Linked DNA regions of Homo sapiens: region 1 is linked to region 2. Evidence: read pairs that join two places in POLR2A ChIA-PET (ENCODE). Cell type or tissue: endothelial cell of umbilical vein. All regions are shown on one strand.

Evidence for each region. Peaks named below come from ENCODE experiments on the same cell type or tissue, not always from the same donor. Only the 100,000 strongest peaks of a DNase experiment are listed, where the experiment ranks them.
Region 1: POLR2A ChIA-PET joins it to region 2 with 8 read pairs; 4 of 35 experiments call an interaction of 5 or more read pairs at or near these places.

Annotation. Positions count from the first base shown.
Region 1 is chr15:41,088,789-41,093,788 of GRCh38, reverse strand. It overlaps INO80 (INO80 complex ATPase subunit), which reads left to right. Exons shown (of 36, transcript NM_017553.3): 5 at 1,607-1,762. Among named protein-coding and RNA genes, the nearest start is that of INO80, 25 kb to the left of the region's middle. In endothelial cell of umbilical vein, no CTCF peak of the experiment used is centred here; no DNase peak of the experiment used is centred here.
Region 2 is chr15:41,017,489-41,022,488 of GRCh38, reverse strand. INO80 (INO80 complex ATPase subunit) reads left to right here. Exons shown (of 36, transcript NM_017553.3): 26 at 1,364-1,589. INO80-AS1 (INO80 antisense RNA 1) reads right to left here. Exons shown (of 5, transcript NR_170322.1): 2 at 3,861-3,987; 3 at 2,927-3,026. Among named protein-coding and RNA genes, the nearest start is that of INO80-AS1, 3.2 kb to the right of the region's middle. In endothelial cell of umbilical vein, a CTCF peak has its summit at 3,684; DNase peaks (open chromatin) are centred at 2,018, 3,118, 3,748 and 4,858; H3K27ac peaks cover 2,046 bases.

The DNA.
Region 1 (5,000 bases), 71 kb before region 2:
AGTGCAGCTTCGACCTCCTGGGTTCTAGTGATCCTCCAGCCTCACCCCTGTGAAGTAGGACTACAGGCCCGCACCACCACGTTCAACTAATTTTTGGGGGTTTCACCATGTTGCCCAGGCTGGTGTCGAACTCCTGAGCTCAAGCAATCTGCCTGCCTCAGCCTCTCAAAGTGCTGGGATTACAGGTGTGAGCCACCGTGCCTGGCCAAATTCACCCTTTTACAGGTTAAAATTTAGTAGTTTTTCGTGTATTTACAAAGTTGTATACCCATGATTACAATGTAATCTCAGAAAATTTTTAACATTCTGAAATGAACCCCGTACCCGTTAGCAGTCACTCTCCATTTTCTTTTTTCTTTTTTTTGAGACGGAGTCTTGCTCTGTCGCCCAGGCTGTAGTGCAGTGGCGTGATCTCAGCTCACTGCAACCTCTCCCTCCTGGGTTCAAGCGATTCTCCTGTCTCAGCCTCCTGAGTAGCTGAAACTACAGGCGCTTGCCACCACGCCTGGCTAATTTTTGTATTTTTAGTAGAGACAGGGTTTCACCATGTTAGCCAGGCTGTTCTCAAACTCCTGACCTTGTGATCCCCCCGCCTCAGCCTCCCGAAGTGCTGGGATTACAGACATGAGCCACTGAGCCCGGCCGGTAGTCACTCTCCATTTTCTATTTCCTCTGTCCTTTGGCAGCGACTAATCTGCTTTTTGTCTGTATTGATGTGCCTCTTCTGGAATTTTTGTTTTTGTTTTCTTTTTAGGAGACAGGCTCTTGCTCTGTTTCCTAGGTTGGAGTGCAGTGGTGCAGCCATAGCTCACTGCACCCTTGAACTCCTGGGGTCAAGCAATCCTTCCTCCTCTGTCTCCCAAGTAGCTGGGACTATAGGCACATGTCTTTTTCTGTAGAGAAGAGATCTTATTAGGTTGCCCAAGCTAGTCTCGAACTCCCGGCCTCAAGCAATCCTCATGCCTGGGCCTGCCAAAGTGTTGGGATTACAGGTGTGAGCCACCACTCCCAGCCTAGACATTTCGTATAAATTGAATCCTATCATAATGTGACCTTTTATGATTGACTTCTTTAATTGAGCATAATATTTTCAAGATTCTTCATATTGTAGCCCCTACTCATGTGTTATTCCTTTTCATGGCTGAATTACATCTCATTATCTGGATATTCCACATTTTATTTATCCATTTATCAATAAATGGATATTTGGGATATTTCTCCTTTTGGGCCATTACAGCTTGCTTTCTATATTTTTTTATACCCTATAGGTAGTTGTTTTTTTTGCCTTCCTGTTTGGCATGTATGTATAGTTTGTATGTATATGATATTTATGTATTATTTATACTTTTGTAAGTATTCAGAGGAATTTTTAGCCTTGTTGCTGATAACATGTCCCATGTTTTATTGCATTTTAGTTTGTATTCCCTAAGTTTAATTAGTATTCTTAATGTTTTTCAGTTGAATTTATAAAGCATGTCATAAGGGGAACTGGAGTGACTATCTTTCTGCTGTTTTTGTCATTGTTTTGGATCTAGGAAAAAATGCTTGGATTATAAATGGGATTGCTTCACAGCAAAAGATACATTTCTATTTTCACCCTTTTCAGAGCATTCTGCTAAGTGATGAATCCAGCGAGGCTGATTCTCAGAGTGAAGACGATGATGAAGAAGAACTCAATCTCAGCAGAGAAGAACTTCACAACATGCTTCGACTACACAAATATAAGAAACTTCACCAAAATAAGTATAGTAAAGACAAGGAGGTAAGAGTTTCAGGAGAAACACTTCAAACTGAATATTCACCCTCTGCTTTATAGTCATTAAAGATACATCATTTTGGCTGGGCGTGGTGGCTCACACCTATAATCCCAGCACTTTGGGAGGACGAGGCGGGCGGATCATGAGGTCAAGAAATTGAAACCATCCCGGCCAACATGGTGAAACCCCCTGTCTACTAAAAATACAAAATTTAGCTGGGTGTGGTGGCGTGCGCCTGTAGTCCCAGCTACTCAGGAGGCTGAGGCAGGAGAATTGCTCGAACCCAGAGGCGGAGGTTGCAGTGAGCCGAGATCACAGCACTGCACTCCAGCCTGGCGACAGAGCGAGACTCTGTCTCAAAAAAAAAAAAAAAAAAAAAAAGAGATACATCATTTTATGGAGCTGGAAATCATTATCCTCAGTAGTGAGTGTAAGTGGGAGCTGAACAATGAGAACACATGGACACAGGAAGGGGAACAAGACACACTGGGCCTGGGCAGGTGGGTGCAGGAGGAGGGAGAGCATCAGGAAAAACAGCTAATGCTTGCTGGGCTTAATACTTAGGTGATGGGTTGATAGGTGCAGCAAACCACATGGCACATGTTTACCCGTGTAGCAAACCTGCACATCTTGCACATGTACCCTGGTACTTAAAAAAAAGAGAAAATTCCTGACTGGGTGCGGTGGCTCACGCCTGTAATCCCAGCACTTTGGGAGGCTGAAGTGGGCAGATCAGTTGAGGTCAGGAGTTCGAGCCCAGCCCAGCCAACTTGGTGAAACTCCATCTCTACTAAAAATACAAAAAGTTGGCTGGGCGCAGTGACTCACGCCTGTAATCCCAGCACTTTGGGAGGCCCAGGCGGGTGAATCACCTGAGGTCAGGAGTTCGAGACCAGCCTGACCAACATAAGGAAACTGTGTCTCTACTAAAAATACAAAATTAGCTGGGCGTGGTGGTGCATGCCTGTAATCCCAGGTACTCAGGAGGCTGAGGCAGGAGAATCGCTTGAACCCGGGAGGTGGAGGTTGCAGTGAGCCGAGATTGAGCCACTGCACTCTTGCCTGGGTGACAGAGCAAGACTTCATCTCAAAAAAAAAAAAAAAAAGAATTTCTAAAATTCTCTGGAATCAATGAAATTAAACTACTAATACTTCGGATGTACTAGACTAAAAGATATGTTCTTAAAAAAAAAAAGATACATCATTTTAACTTTAGGTAGCAGTGGAGCAGCTTTATTGAGATGTAATTCACATAACAAAACTTCAGCCTTATATAGTGTGCAATTCAGTGTTTTTTTAATATATTCATAGTTGTGTTACTATCATTACTGCCTAATTCCAGAACATTTGCATCACCTCATAAAGAAACCGCATGCCTCTTAGCTGTTGCCCCTCATTCTTTCTGTCCCTCAGTCCAGACAACCACCAATCCACTCTGTTCCTTTTTTCTTTTTTTTGGACAGAGTCTCGCTCTGTTGCCCAGGCTGGAGTGCAGTGGCGCGATCTTGGCTCACTGCAGCCTCTGCTTCCCAGGGTCAAGCGATTCTCCTGCTCAGCCTGCTGAGTAGCTGAGATTACAGGCGTGTGCCACCACGCCCGGCTTTTTTTTTGCGTTTTTAGTAAAGACGGGTTTTCACCATGTTGGCCAGGTTGGTCTCGAACTCCTGACCTCAGGTGATCCTCCCGCCTTAGCCTACCAAAGTGCTGGGATTACAGGCGTGAGCCACCATCCCCAGCCCAATCTGCTCTGTTTCTATAAATGTGCCCATTCTAGACATTTCATACAAATGCAATCATGCAACATGTGCCTGTGTCCAGCTTCTCTCACTTAATGTCATATTTTCAAGATTGATTAATGTTGTAGCATGTATCAGCATTTCATTTCTTCTTATTGCAAATATTCGTTGTATTTATACCTTATCTTATATATGCATTGTCCAGTTCATGAACTATGATTAGCATATTTCTACTTTTTGGCTATTTTGAATAATGATGGTATGAAGATTTGTGTACAGGTTTTGTGTTGATGTGTTTTCGTTTCTCTTCATTATATACTTAACAGTGAAATTGCTGGGTCATATGGAAACACCTTGCTTAGCCTTTTGAGGAATTGCCAGAATGCTTACATTCTAGTGTTGCTTATTCATGCAGTTGCTCTTTGGGTGTAGTGTTTCTCTCTTAGAAAGCTCTTCATACACTAACATTAAAATGATGATAGTTTTGAGTGACAACTATTTGAATGCCGTTACCAAAGCCTTCTGACTCTTTCTTTCTTTTTTTTTTTTTTTGAGATTGAGTTTCACTTTTGTTGCCCAGGCTCGAGTGCAATGGCGTGATCTCGGCTCACTGCCACCTCCGCCTTCTGAGTTCAAGCAGTACTCCTGCCTCAGTCTCCCGAGTAGCTGGGATTACAGGCATGCGCCACTGCGCCTGGCTATTTTTGTATTTTTAGTAGAGATACGGTTTTTCAATGTTCGTCAGGCTTGTCTCAGACTCAGGTGATCCACCCGCCTCGGCCTCCCAAAGTGCTGGGATTACAGGGGTGAGCCACCCCGCCCAGCCGCCTTCTGACTATTTCTACAAGTGTGGAACGTTGTACATAATGAGCAATAGTATATTTGAAGACCTAAGAATTTTCTAGCAATTAGTTAAGGTCCAAAGTTAGTTCAGAGAGATTGGAATAATATTCTGAACCTTATAAACCTGTAGAAGTGGTTAACAGAGTATCTGACCCTTTTGATGTAAAAAGTTCCTTCCTTCTTAAACTCCAGCAGTAAGGTACTTGGCGCTCCAAGTATTTGCTTGTTTTTTATGTTTATTTTTTATTTATTTTTGTTTTATTTTTTGAGATGGAGGCTCTGTTACCCAGACTGAAATGCAGTGGCATGATCTTGGCTCACTGCAACCTCTGCCTCCTGGGTTCAGGCAGTTCTCCTGTCTTAGTCTCCCAAGTAGCTGGGACTACAGAAGCCTGCCACCATGCCTGGCTAATTTTTTTTATTTTTAGTAGAGATGTGGTTTCATCATGTTGGCCAGGCTGGTCTCGACTTCCTGACCTCAAATAATTTGCCCACCTTGGCCTTCCAAAGTGCTGGTATTACAGGCATGAGCCATGGCGCCCAGCTGAGCCACCATGCCTGGCCTGCTTGTTTTTTAAATTCAGATAAAACATACATATAGGAAAGTTATCAGACTTTAAGTGTACAGCTCAGTGCATGCTAATTTAATTTTGATTTTTAACAG
Region 2 (5,000 bases):
AAAACATAGGTCTATTGGCCCCTCCCTCAGTTCTTCTGGTTCAAAATCTACACTTTTGGTCCGCTTCAAAGGAGGTCCTTATGTGTACCAAAACCTGACAGCCATTTCCCTAAAGCTTGATCAACACAAAAGGAGAAAAGTTAATAGCAAGATCAAGTTCCCTTGGTGCCTAACTTCCACGAAATGATAGAACTACCTAACTAGATACAGCCGGTGTTTTATGTTCTGATCTCTCCTGTGCTGTGGCCTTTGCTTCTCATACGCTGTTTCTCCCCATGTCTTAGTCTAGCTTTAGGGTTCTTCTGAGCAATTCTGCGTATGCAGATTGAGTATCTCTTATCCAAAAATCCCAAACCCAAAATGCTCCAATGAGCATTTCCTTAGTGCATCATGTAGGCACTCAAAGTTTTAGATTTTCAGATTAGGGATATTCAACCTGAAATGGGCTTTCAGCATATTTGTCAGCGTGGGCTTGACAGATAATCACAGCCTCCACATTTTAACAAAAGCTAGCCTTGTCATCTTCAAGTTCCTTACCAGTTGACTTCACAGGTATCTGAATACTGCCTATTAGAGTAGGAATAAACCCAGATAGCCAAAGAAGGATAAAATCTGTGTTTCTGAATTGGCAGGAGCCCTCTACTCCATCGAGTGAGCAGCAGCTGAGTGTTGTTTGGTTATACCTTGTATTGAGATAAGAATTTGTGTATAGCCTTTGGCCAAGCCAGGAAACAAATCTGCTACTCTCTGGCAATTGCTTCCCTACCCTCCCCTGCCTCCGCACTCCCCCTTCCCCAGTTTATGGCCTGAAAGAAAGTTTCTCTTCCATTAGGTTTGTCAGTCAGCAACCTGGTCAGGGAAGAGGAGAAAGCTGTTGATAAATTTGGGAGCTTTGCCACAAAAGCATTAAAGATGACTTCAAATATGCCAGGCCAATATTCTTTAGTTTTTAAATGAAGTCTGACTAGCTGCAGCTCCCTTTCTGGCATCACCATCATGCATATGGTTAAGAGAACTTTGCCAAGAACAATATCTAGCAGTGAAGGGGAGGTGGCAAAATGATCAGATATATATGCATATAATAGAGTTATTGCTGACCTGGTATTCTCATTTATCTGCAAACTCCAGCTCTCTTTGGATCTTTAGTTTGTTTGCAGGTTTCATTTTATAAGAGGTTGGCTTTTTATCTGGAAAAGCTCACTAAGTCATTCATTAGGGACAGCTTAGTGTGCCAGAACAGATATTTAAAACCACTAGTCTAAGAACTATCCACATTAGTCTGATTTCAAAGTTGAGGTTCCCAAAAGGCATAGTGTGTATGGACAACGTGAAAGAGCCATCTCATGTGAATCTTTAACTGCAGGTTACCGCAGTGCCATTGGATTCTTACTGCAATGACCGAAGTGCAGAATATGAAAGGCGAGTTCTGAAGGAAGGAGGGAGTCTGGCAGCCAAGCAGTGTTTGTTGAATGGGGCCCCTGAACTGGCTGCAGACTGGCTAAATAGACGATCACAGTTCTTCCCAGAGCCAGCTGGAGGTCTGTGGAGCATCAGACCTCAGAATGGCTGGTCTTTCATCAGGATTCCAGGTGAGTTCTCAATCCTCTTGGAATGTGTTCCTCGCTTTGGCAAGGGGAGAACCAGGGTTATCTTCATGTGGTCCTTTCAGATATTTGGAATTTACTGTTCTTGAGGTTTCTGCTTCCTTTTTTGGCCTTAGTAATTCATAGGTAAGAATATTAGTAATTTATGATGAGTGGAGAGAGAAATGTTTTTAGATTTGTGCTTAAATACACTCCTTTGACATGCTTACAGCTGAGAAAGAAATGCCACTCTTAAAAAAAAAAAGGTAGAAATAAACTTAGTAGGAAAGGCTCTAGGTTGAATGAGTACGGTTGTCTTGTGCCATTGCCAGTGGAATGAATGAGAATGTCGTCACTCACAGAAAGCCTCATTTAAATAGCATAAACAGTGTCCTACATGAAGCACTAGAGATCTGAATGATAACAAGAGGAAAAACAGTGCATTCTATGCCAAAATACTAGCAGATTCCCAGATCCCCTAGGGTCAAAGTCGGGGGTTGAAAGGAAACTAGGTTTTCATCTTTGCCTTAGTGAGACTACTTTTAAGGAAACTGAACACAGATAATTCATAGGCTCACGTTCTTTGCTTACACCTGCAGGCAAACTGGAATGGTAGCTTGGAGCTATAGTGTTAGTTTTGGTTGTCCAAAATCTCTGACATTTTGACTACATTCCTTTTTTTTTTGAGATGGAGTCCCGCTCTGTTGCCCAGGCTGGAGTGCAGTGGCGTGATCTCGGCTCACTGCAAGCCCCGCCTCCTGGGTTCAAGCCATTCTCCTGCCTCAGCCTTCCAAGTAGCTGGGACTACAGGCGCCCACCACCACGCCTGGCTAATTTTTTGTATTTTTAGTAGACATGGGGTTTCACTATGTTAGCCAGGATGGTCTCGATCTCCTGACCTCGTGATCTGCCTGCCTCAGCCTCCCAAAGTGCTGGGATTACAGGCGTGAGCCACCGCGCCCGGCCAACTATATCCCTTTTACTGGCATGTAATGGAAATAAACTAGAGCTAAGCATTCAACAGAGGTCTTCTTCTGTCTCTAAGAGATAACTGGATTCCAGTGTGTAAGGCCTGGTTTTTCCACTTTATTTTAACTTTGTCAAGTGTCAAGGGGTTTGCCCCAGCCTGTTAGTGCTTTGAGAACTCCAAGATGTCTTTCTGCGTATCTGAAGGCAGTATTACACATGGCCTTGTAGCTGACTTAAAGCACATGCAGTGAGTGGAAATATATTGTTTGAAAATCAGTGGGGGAACCTAAGTGTAAAGCAAGCTGGTAAGGAAACTACAGAATCCCAGGCAAGAGATGAGCACCGTTATTGAAAGAAGCAAGATAGCACCTTACTTCTTTTTTCTCCCTTCTTGGTTCTGGCTCCTAAGTTCCCATTACAGGAGTAGATGGCTTATTGCTGGCGTTGTGGGAATCTCTTGTGGCTTTTCCTGTTCTTTGAAAGAAAAATGGACCTTGTTTAAATAGCAGGAAGCGTCTGAGTTCTTTTTGCATCGATAAAAAGCACCAGCCTCACTGGCTGTTTACTGTGAGAACCAACCAGCTCCTCACCCCATTGTGCTCTGTAGACTAGCTGGGACAGGGCGGGGGTTGGGGGTGTCTCACTGGAACCCTTTATCATCTCTCTTTCCTTTATACTTTTACGTTTTCTCTTTCCCTGAGAAGGGTTGCTTCCATATTCCTTGAGAGACTGACCAAAATCTTCTGGGTTTCACACCTTTTCTTCTCCATGTTTCACCAGAAAGATGTACAATCCCTTCAAAAGTCCCCTTTCCTTGGAAAAATGAGATATTATTTAATCTTTTGCCCTAATTTTACTGCCATAGGCTACATTCTTTTTATCTCTGAACAGGATCTTACACCGTGGATGGTAAAAACCTGTGTCTAATGAAAGTACTATAGGATTGTAGGAAAGTTTGTAAGAGAGTAGGATAGGTTTGTTCATTTAAACATTTTTTAAGCTCCTGTTTTATTTTATTTATTTTTAACACCCAATGATCCAGAAAGCTCCTGTTTTAAAGAAGGGTCTGGGCACAGGTTTGACTTAGCAGAATCAGCTGGATTTCCAGAGAAGTGTGTTCCTTGTGTCTCTGTATCCTGCTTAGCGACAGGTGGAGCTCTTGTCCAGTGCAACTTAAGTGACTGCTAAAAACTTGGCTAACAAATACCAGCCCCAGAAGTCACTCTAGTGTGTTCAGAGAAAGAAACCTGTTTTTCCTGCATATCTTACTAAGGACAAATACTAGAGACTGATTTTCTCCATGCTCACCAGCAAATCAGAGATAGTGTTCATTTTGCTGAAGTGTTTTAAGGCTGTTGCTGAAGTGTTTCTTCTTAGTCATTTTCCTTCAGGGCAGTACAAAGAAGTCCAGTCCATCCACTTCTCCCTTCCCCACCTACACAATAACAAGATAACAAGCTGACAGCAGGTACCACTTCTTGCCTCCTTTAGTCATGTTAGAGTTCTGTCTTTATAAGTATATGCACATCTTTATTTCTGAGCTTTTCTAATCCTAGGAACAGTTCATTCTGATTAGCAAAGTAAAGTAGATGTGGGAGGCAGGACTGTTTGAAAACCATTGAATCATGATTTTGAAATAATTGAAGTTTCTCAAAATTCAGACATAAAACAAATTTTTATATGCATTAACATTTGTGCTAAGAGAGTATATCTAAATGGAGAAAGAAGATAAGCAGGCTACAGAAATCTTACGAACTTAGCTTGCCCACCCTCACTCAAGGGCTGAAAAATATGTGGTCTTTTTTTTTTTCACCTTGTGCTTTTAATGAGAACGGAAAGAAGTATGTCTAAAGCTGATTGGTAGCTCTGTGGTGAATGTTTAGGAGCTATCAAAATTGAGAGACCTTAGGGAATTCAATTACTGGAGAAGGGTAATTGTGGTAAGAATAAAACCTTAAAAGTTGTTATGAAAGCTTTGCTGCCTGCTCAGACTTGGAATTTATACAGTACTCCTTGTCTGGTGCCAGGGAGAGGGCTTAGCAGTCAATTCTGTCCCAGCTGCAGTCATTTGATTGTGTTGGTAAGGAGACCAACAAAAAGAAGAGCATTTCAATAATCTAAACAGGACCAAACAAAGAGACTGAACAAAGGTGTGTGCCACAGCTTCAGGGAGCGGGTGGTGGAAGGAGACATGGCCTGGCAGCATTCTGAAGGTGGGAAATGGCAGGCTGCAGTGCAGAGGGAGTAAACAGCCAGGACCTGTGGCTTTGTAGCAAAAACAGAGTGGCTGATGATTTGTTATGGTGCTGTCAGCACATCCGTTCTTGTTCCTTGTATACAATAATTGTGCATTTGGCAAATTGTGGCAAGAACAGAGAATGACTGTTGAGAACTTTTGGATTGCTGTCAACGGTCAGACTGTGGTTCTGAAGAAAAGCCATAGGTTCA